3 separate regions of the Homo sapiens genome follow, and all the other regions are linked to region 1. A link is a contact called in ENCODE Hi-C or POLR2A ChIA-PET data. All regions are on one chromosome and are shown on one strand. Each heading gives the region's core, a stretch centred on a gene start or an enhancer-like site at or near the end of the contact. The rest is flanking DNA. Distances are from core to core; before and after follow the strand shown.

Region 1 (2,731 bases), core at 45-2,544:
ACTATGGAATTTTCCCAAGTAGAAACTAGATCCCAGTATTACCGGCTTCCAGCATTTTAAGAGATGCCATTAGTCTTCCCAGTTTTTTTGAAAACTACACAGCCTGCAGACACACTGCCCACAGGCTGCCATTTCTCTATCTCCGATACAGGGCCAAGTAAAGATGGAAGGCGAGGCAAAGAAGATAAACGGGGATCTAAGGACAGAGGGTGTGGAATAGCCCCTGCGAAGAGCTCAGTGGCTACGACAATTCGTCTTGTCAAATCCCTGCTACCACATGTCCACACCACGGATCCTGGTGCGAGTCATTCTACCTCGTCTGTTTTCTCATCTGTAAAATGTAAATGTCGTCAATCTCTGCCCGTCCTTGACGACTGATTATGTTGTGACACTACACTGTAACTGACCTTGTGTATGTTTTTTTTGTTTTTTTTTTGGTGGGGGGGTGATGAAGGGGAAGGACATGAAGGGATCGGTAGTGGTGAGAAGACCAACTTCCCAAATATTAGTAAGTTTCCATTTCTTAAGCATGTAAGTGCCCAAACTGTGCTAACGGCTTTACGTAGAATTCCTCCACCTAAGCCTCACGACACCCCTACAAAATTGATAAAGATATGAATCCATTTCACAGGAAGTACGTTTAGAAACTCGCCCAAGGTCAAACGACCTGCAAGCAACAAAACCCCTCAGAGGTGGCTGGAACAGCGGGACTACAGAGCTCGTGAACTCGGCCGAGGAGGAACCAGGCGAAGCCGGCGGACGCGAGTCCAGGCCGGCCACCAGAAAGACGCCCCGAGCCCGGGGGCCAGGCCCAGAGTTGCGGAGGCCGCCCAGCCCGACCTGATTCAGGCTCCGCTCGCGCGCCCGCGGCCGCTCCCTGCTGGGGGCCGGAGGAGCGGGCACCGAGAGACCCCCAGCCCTGCTCGCGGCCCTCGCCCCGGCTCACCATTGAGGCCCACGGAGGCGACCAAAGGCCGGCGCACGGCCTGGCCGCTCAGCGACTCCCGGCTGAGGAAGGGCCGCTTCAGGTCCAACACAGGCTGCTCCGGGGTGGCGGGCACCGTGGCCTGCACCAAGGGCCGCAGCGCGCCCGCCACCCCGCGGGACGTGGCCGACAGGACGGGCGCGAACGGGCCTGAGCGGGATGCTACCGACAACATGGCGACAGCCGCTCCAACCGCCAAGCCGGTCACAGGGACGACCTTCCAACCACGGCGCAGGCGCGAGGAGGCGCGGGACGCGTGACGACAGCGCGCCGCCGGAAAGGAAATTCTGCAGTCCTGCAGGGCGGGGCAAACTTGGAGAGGCGCTGCGTCGGGGGACGGGGCTACAAGCCGTCGCTGGGGGCGGGGCTTGCGGCCCACCTGTAGGTCCCGGTGCCACCTCGTCAGTGTCCCGAGAGATCCCCAGAAGAACGAGAGGGCTGAACAGGGGACCCCACTGACGTCCGGTGGGCCGACTTTACGATCCTTTAGGGTAAAAATTTCATCTAGGAAGACCTAGAGATAACAATAAACGATTATAGTTTAACTTAGGATGGTAATATATCTCAACTACGACGAAGTCCAGCACATAGTAATCGCTATGTGTTTACTATGATGATTTTTATTATCTTCATCTAACAACAACAACAACAAAAAGGCCAGAGGCATCTGTGCAAAGCTCGATAATGCTAATGGATTATGTTTATTAAGTATTCACTGTGTATTTGGTTTTGCGTTTTATTATACCTACGTTCTTTCATTTGTTATCAAGGTCTCTATGAAGTCAGAGCTATTACTATCAGCATTTTACCCATGAAGAAACCGAGGTTTAGAGAGATTCTTTTCCAGGAACTGGATAGCCAGCAAGATGTGAAGCAGGGTAATCTGTCTCCTGAGTCTATGCTCTTCAGTGCCACCACTGTTTCCCAAAGTAGGATTTTAGAATTTTAGAGGATGCACAGAGCTCGCTCATTCATGTTCCATCACATAGTGAGAAAGTTTTGTTTTCTTTTGTTTTGTTTTTCAATCCTGATTGCACCAATGAGAAAGTCTCAGTTTGGTGCTAATACATCTTTAATTAAAAAAAAAAAAAAGTAGAGATGAGGTCTCACTATATTGCCCACTCCAGTCTCGAACTTCTGGCCTCAAGGAGTCCTGTCTCCCCCTCCCAAAGTACTGGGATTATAGGCATGAGCAAATTCACTTGGCCTCAGTTTGATCCTAATATATCTTTAATTCCTCTCTACACTTATCTCCCACTTTTAACAGAAAAGATCTTGAGTTAGAAGCTCTTAGCAGAGAACTGAGTCTAGAGTGATTTCATTATATGGTTCATAGTATTGATTTTCTATCCATACTGGTTTTCTATTCTGTACTATACTGAGATAAAGTTTTTCATTTAGGTCAAAAATAATTTAAATATTAAGTAAATGTTAATATAAGCAGTGCACAGAATTGGCTCTGTGCTGTGCATGGGCTCTGTGATCTGGGCAAGTTCCCTCACCTCTCTGTGCCTCAGTTTCCTCACCTGCCAAATGGGGGCAGTAATGATGCCATGTGTGTTGTAAAGTTACTGGGAGGAGTAAATGAACTAAAACGTGTAAAGCATCTACAAGCAGGCCCAGCACACAGGCAGCACCAAGTGAGGATTTGCTAGTGGTGTTTTTATCTGAGATGCCACCTCCTCTAAGAAGCCTTCCCTTGATCCTTGCTGACTCGTTGTTATTCCTCATGCCAGGTCCAAAGTG
Region 2 (2,700 bases), core at 55-2,554, 3.1 Mb after region 1:
CTTTGCAGCCGGGCGCGGTGGCTCACGCCGGTAACCCCAGCACTTTGGGAGGCTGAGGCGGGCGGATCATGATGTCAAGAGATCGAGACCATCCTGGCCAACATGGTGAAACCCCGTCTCTACTAAAAATACAAAAAAATTAGCTGGGCATGGTGGCACGCCCTGTAGTGCCAGCTACTCGGGAGGCTGAGGCAGGAGAATCACTTGAACCTGGGAGGTGGAGGTTGCAGTGAGCCGAGATTGCGCCCCTGCACTCCAGCCTGGGGAGAGAGTGAGACTCTGACTCAAAAAAATAAAATAAAAATAAAAATAAAAATTCTAACTTTGCTGGTTTCCTAACCCCCAAATTCAGATGAATTTGAATTCTGAAATACAGTAACAGGAATTATCAGCCTGTCTGATTCTAAATTTTGTTGGATCTTCCTCCCAGGACCGTGGACAGCCCAGCCAGCTGTAAAGGCCTCTAAAAAGATCTGGAACAGATCCCCAAGAGGTATCTCACCAAATGAGTCCATTCCACTACAATGGCCAGAATCTTCAGTTTTACACCCTTGCTCATGCCCACCGCTCACCCGGAGTCCAGACCCAAGCACCATGCTGCGTAGTTCCTAATACGGCAAAACTATCCAGCATTTTTGGTGAAATTGGCTGGAATGCTTCACTTAGTCCGTTTTTCACTGTTAGCAGGAGAACCACCCTAGTATCTTTCATAGAACAGATCCGAATGACAAACACCATCGTGCCCTCGGAGGGCTGAGCTTGTGTTACTGGGTCTGGTCCTACAAACCCTGAAAATCCTGAATCTCTCAAGCAAAGAGATTCCCCAGGGCCAGCTCTGGCCCTTAACAGGCACCCCTTAACGCCAAGCTGCGAATCTGGCTAGGACCTCTATATTTTAGCCAAGAACACCTTGAAATGTACAGTCCTACCAAAGGAACTAATACAAATCCAGAAGCACAAGGCTAAAGAAAAAAAAAAAAAAAACCCCAATGCCCATTGTTGAAAGCCAATTGCGGGGTGAGTGGGGTGATAAGGCTAGCCCACAGCGGATTTAGGCGACGTGGGGAGATGCCAAAGTGAATACACGGTGACTTCTAAATCTAGACGTCTGGAAGGGGCCATGAGAGCCAGACAACTGGGCCCGAACCCCGCCCGGGAGCCAGGGTTTGCAAGGGGCTAAACCGGCTGGGGAGCCTCCCTCTCGCGGGTCCAGCCTCGGCGGCCCGGGACGCCGGTAGGCGGGGCCTGAGCCTCGCCCCGCCCCCGCTGCCCGCCATTCGGGTCACCTGACCCACCCGCGGCTCACGTGATCCGTCCCCAGCGCCGCCATTTTGGAGCTCCGGATGAGGAGGGGGAAACCGGGGGAAAAGAGGGAAAAGAGCCGGGAGAGAGGTGGGCAAGGACGAGGGCGAGGGCACGGCCGGGTCCTGGCTGGCCAAACGAGGCTCGCGGAAGCAGCAGCCGCCGCCTGACCGCAGGTACCGCGCCCCGGGGCCGCCCCTCCGCCCGCTGTTAGCGCCGCCGCCGGCCATGTGCATCCTCCCCTCAGGCCTCTGCCGGCGCTCGCTTCCTCCTCAGCCGGCCGACCCCCGCCCGGTGCTAGCCACAAGCCCCAAGTTCCGTGTCCCGGTTCTGTCTTCTGTGCAGCAAGGCCTGCGGAGACTCTGGGCTTGCCCTGCAGCTGGGGGTGGGGGGAACTTGCTGCTCCCTGCATACTGTCACCAGCCCGGCCCGCCCGCAGGCGTTGCTTCCTTCTCCAGGCGTTGCTTCTTTCTGCAAATGTGAGATCGCTTAGGCCAGCCGGGATGGACCCAGCCACGATGTTCTCACAGCATCTTTTGATTAATTTTCTAAGCTCCCTCATTCCCGACCCATCACCTCAGTCCTTTAGCCAGTGCGTGGTGTAGAAAAAGCTACTACAGAAACGCAGCCCTGGTCTTCTGCATTTATTACCATCCTCTGGAGATAGAATGATGTCTCCAGAGATCACGGAGACCATCAGGGAAAGTTCCCACCTCTTAAGACCTGGGGGCATCGGAATGAATGGTTTGTGTAGAAGGCCGGGATGATTAATAAGGTGGCGGCCACTTTCCCAACCCCAAGGCGGTATTTTTAAGTTTCTGCAGTGGGCTGTAATTTGCTATCAGTCTGCATCGCTCTTCTCAGGCAATTACTGGATTTATCACCTCTTTGAGTTTGCACTTTCTCCAGTACTCCCCTCTCACTCAGAGTATGGGTTGCATTATTGATTAAAAGAAAGCCTGGCCCTTCATTCCTTTACCTCACTAACTCGTTGAAAATTAACTTCAGGGGAGCCCTAAAGATGTTTTTTCTGCCCTGGCAGTGAGCTATTTTACTTAACCGTAATCGATAAGGTAGTTGCATTCTAGGTGAAACGAATAAGCATTTTTTTATCTTTTAGATTTATTCCAGCCAGTATAAGAAACAGTGGCAAAGAAATGTAGGACCAGAGTAGGAAACTGCGTTAGAAGATATATAGGTCACACCACTGTGTCATATCTTTTTATGCTGTTTTTCTGCCTATTGTGCTTGGTTGCAGAATCACTCGTTAGATTGTATTTTTAGTTTAGATTAAAATAGCAATGTGCAATTTATTGTTCCATTCTCATTAGAAAATGTTGTCAGTAAAACCAATAGTGTTGAGTCCAGTACCTAAATTCTGAGGTAAAACAAAATACA
Region 3 (2,735 bases), core at 91-2,590, 4.0 Mb after region 1:
CGTCCGCCCCTGAAAAGAATGCCTAGGATAGGCAAATTCAGGCAGGCGGGGAGAGAAGGGTGGTGTTGGAATTAGTGTGGACTGACTTTCAGCATTGTTTTGTTCTTCACTGATCTGTGCCTCTGAGATAATGTAACACCTTCTTCTGAATTTAGAGTGGCTCCTAAGAAGCAGTTGTGATCAGTTATTTAAAAAAATAAAATGATGCCAAACTGGACACTGGCTGGGCTTACTATGCTGTGTATGGCAGATCACCTGGGGCACGTGTGCGTATCTGGGATTGAATTGCATAAGCAGGTTGGGAGCCTTGCTTTAAGGATGGGTTGGAGGCCAGCTGATGCTCCAGGAGCCTGTCTGCTCTTGAATTCCTCAGCAGAGCTTCTCTGGCTCAGTCCCACAGGCACACAGCTAAGGGTGACTGCAGGCTTCGGGGTGGACATCTGGGATGGCTGCCCAGCAGGTGATGTTCAGTAAATCCACACCTAGGAGAATCAAGCCCTGGAGACGGCCAGGCTGATCAGATTCCTCTGATGCTGGAGTGCGCACCTCTGATTTCCCTCTTTCAGTGAATCCCAAAGCTCTTTTTTTTTTTTTTTAGATGAAGTCTCACTCTGTCGCCCAGGCTGGAGTGCAGTGGCACGATCTGCAATCTCTGCCTCCCAGGTTCAAGTGATTCTCCTGCGTCAGCCGCCCCAGTAGCTGGGATTACAGGCGCCCACCACCACACCCGGCTAATTTTTTTGTATTTTTAGTAGAGATGGGGTTTCACGATGTTGGCCAGGCTGGTCTTGAACTCCTGAGCTCAACTGATCCGCCGGCCTTGACTTCCCAGAGTGCTGGGATTACAGGTGTGAGCCACCACACCCAGCCTACATTTTTTAAAAGAGAAAGTAAAAATGTAAACCATAGGGCCAGGTGTGGTGGCTCATGCCTGTAATCCCAGCACTCTGGGAGGCCGAGGCAGGCAGAGCACTTGAGGTCAGGAGTTTGAGACCAGCCTGGCCAACATGGTGAAACCCCGTCTCTACCCAAAATACAAAAATTAGCCGGGCATGGTGGTGGGTGCCTGTAATCCCAGCTACTCGGGAGGCTGAGGCAGGAGAAACACTTGAACCCAGGAGGCAGAGGTTGCAGTGAGTCGAGATTGTGCCGCTGCACTCCAGCCTGGGCGACAGAGCAAGACTCTGTCTCAAAAAAAAAAAAAAAAAAAAAAAAAGGAAGCCATAGATGGGGAGAGAAATTTGGAATACGTACACCGAGATCCCTCTAAGGGATCTCCGGAGTTCCAAATAGTCTTACTCACTTCCAGCGTGAGTGGTGTTCCAATTTCCCCTTGGCAGGCAGGGTCCATCACCCCAGCCAGCCCAGTCCCTCCCTTCTTTGCTCATTGATTCAGAGGCATGGGGAGCTCAGAGTGGCCAGGAGTCAGTCTCAACTTCCAGTTCGGTGGAATCAGTGCTGTGACTCCTGGCGGAATCATTCCTTCCTTAGGAGCTAAGACCTCTAGGCCAGCAGACCATGAGATGGGAGGAACAGGAAACAAAATTACCTAGTGGCTCACTAAGGGTAATAGTGAACGGTGCCATTCCTTTTCCATTCCTTGATTCCTGGACCCTCGAATCCTGGCTAGAAGCAGCAGCGCCATCTATCGGACGCTAATTCGGAGCTTATGCCGCCTTCTGAACAACCTTGCTCCAACCCTGCAAGGTATCGCCTCTGAGCTGATGCTGTAACTGCGTCTTCAAAAGGCCATTCCAGGCCGGGCGCAGTGGCTCACGCCAGTATACTCAGCACTTTGGGAGGCCGAGGCAGGCGGATCACGAGGTCAGGAGTTCGAGACCAGCCTGACCAACATGGTGAAACCCCGTCTCTACTAAAAATACAAAAATTAGCAAGGCGTGGTGGCGTGCGCTCCTCGGGAGGCTGAGGCATGAGAATCGCTTGATCCCAGGAGACAGAGGTTGCAGTGAGCTGAGATCGCACCATTGCACTCCAGCCTGGGCGACAGAGTGCAAAAAAAAAAAAAAAAAAAAGAAAAAAGAAAAAAGCCATTCCACTGTTCTATCAAGCCAGCTGCTTCAGATTGGTGGGGAACATGGCAACACCAGTGAATTCCATAAACATCGCCGCACTTCATTTGTGGGAAATTGAATTCCTTTTTGTGTGTGTGTGACGGAGTCTCGCTCTGTCACTCAGGCTAGAGTGCAGTGGTGTGATCCCTCGGCTCACTACAACCTCTGCCTTGCAGATTCAGGCGATTCTCCTGCCTCAGCCTCCTGAGTAGCTGGGACTACAGGCGTGCACCACCATGCTAGGCTAATTTTTGTATTTTTAGTAGAGATGGGATTTCACCATGTTGGCCAGGCTGATCTCGAACTCCTGACCTCAAGTGACCTGCCCACCCTGACCTCCCAAAGTGCTGGGATTACAGGTGTGAGCCACCGTGCCCAGCCTACTTTATTTTCTTTTTAAAAAATTTAATTCATGTTTCATAATAATCCTCTCCCTCCCCACTTTTAGAGACAGGGTCTTACTCTGTCCCTCAGGCTGGACTGCAGTGGTGCAATCATGGCTCACTACAGCATTGAACTCCTGGGCTCAAGCTATCCTCCTACCTCAGCCTCCTGAGTAGCTGGGACTACAGACATGCACCACTGTGCCTGGCTATTTTTTTTTTTTTATAGAGATGGGGGTCTCACTAAGTTGCCCAGGCTGGTCTCAAACTCCTGAGCTGA

The links. A loop is a pair of places that touch in the nucleus more often than their neighbours do. ChIA-PET counts read pairs that join two places held with the same protein, here RNA polymerase II (POLR2A). Pooled maps may share reads with other maps.
Region 2: a loop to region 1 is called in a map of naive thymus-derived CD4-positive, alpha-beta T cell, with 18 times the contacts of the local background. The contact joins the promoter of ZNF507 here to the promoter of UQCRFS1-DT in region 1. A Hi-C loop is called at or near these places in 2 of 168 maps with a recorded cell type or tissue (CD4-positive, alpha-beta T cell and naive thymus-derived CD4-positive, alpha-beta T cell) and 10 of 50 pooled maps. POLR2A ChIA-PET finds 5 or more read pairs at or near these places in 1 of 52 experiments (T-cell).
Region 3: a loop to region 1 is called in a map of CD8-positive, alpha-beta T cell, with 9 times the contacts of the local background. The contact joins the enhancer-like site here to the promoter of UQCRFS1-DT in region 1. A Hi-C loop is called at or near these places in 1 of 168 maps with a recorded cell type or tissue (CD8-positive, alpha-beta T cell), 3 of 37 single-sample maps with no recorded cell type and 7 of 50 pooled maps.

The regions. Positions count from the first base shown.
Region 1 is chr19:29,211,959-29,214,689 of GRCh38, forward strand. UQCRFS1-DT (UQCRFS1 divergent transcript) reads left to right here and starts at 1,295. Exons shown (of 2, transcript NR_184022.1): 1 at 1,295-1,450. UQCRFS1 (ubiquinol-cytochrome c reductase, Rieske iron-sulfur polypeptide 1) reads right to left here and starts at 1,193. Exons shown (of 2, transcript NM_006003.3): 1 at 947-1,193. The coding sequence starts at 1,160. RefSeq lists a silencer at 787-1,096 and an enhancer at 1,137-1,376.
Region 2 is chr19:32,344,306-32,347,005 of GRCh38, forward strand. It overlaps ZNF507 (zinc finger protein 507), which reads left to right and starts at 1,305. Exons shown (of 7, transcript NM_001136156.2): 1 at 1,305-1,478. RefSeq lists silencers at 1,129-1,258, 1,289-1,478.
Region 3 is chr19:33,182,776-33,185,510 of GRCh38, forward strand. No RefSeq gene overlaps it. Among named protein-coding and RNA genes, the nearest start is that of TRT-AGT1-3, 7.1 kb to the left of the region's middle. Within about 2 kb of position 1,341, at least 5 of the 41 ENCODE cell types and tissues checked have a DNase peak (open chromatin) inside an H3K27ac peak, as active enhancers do.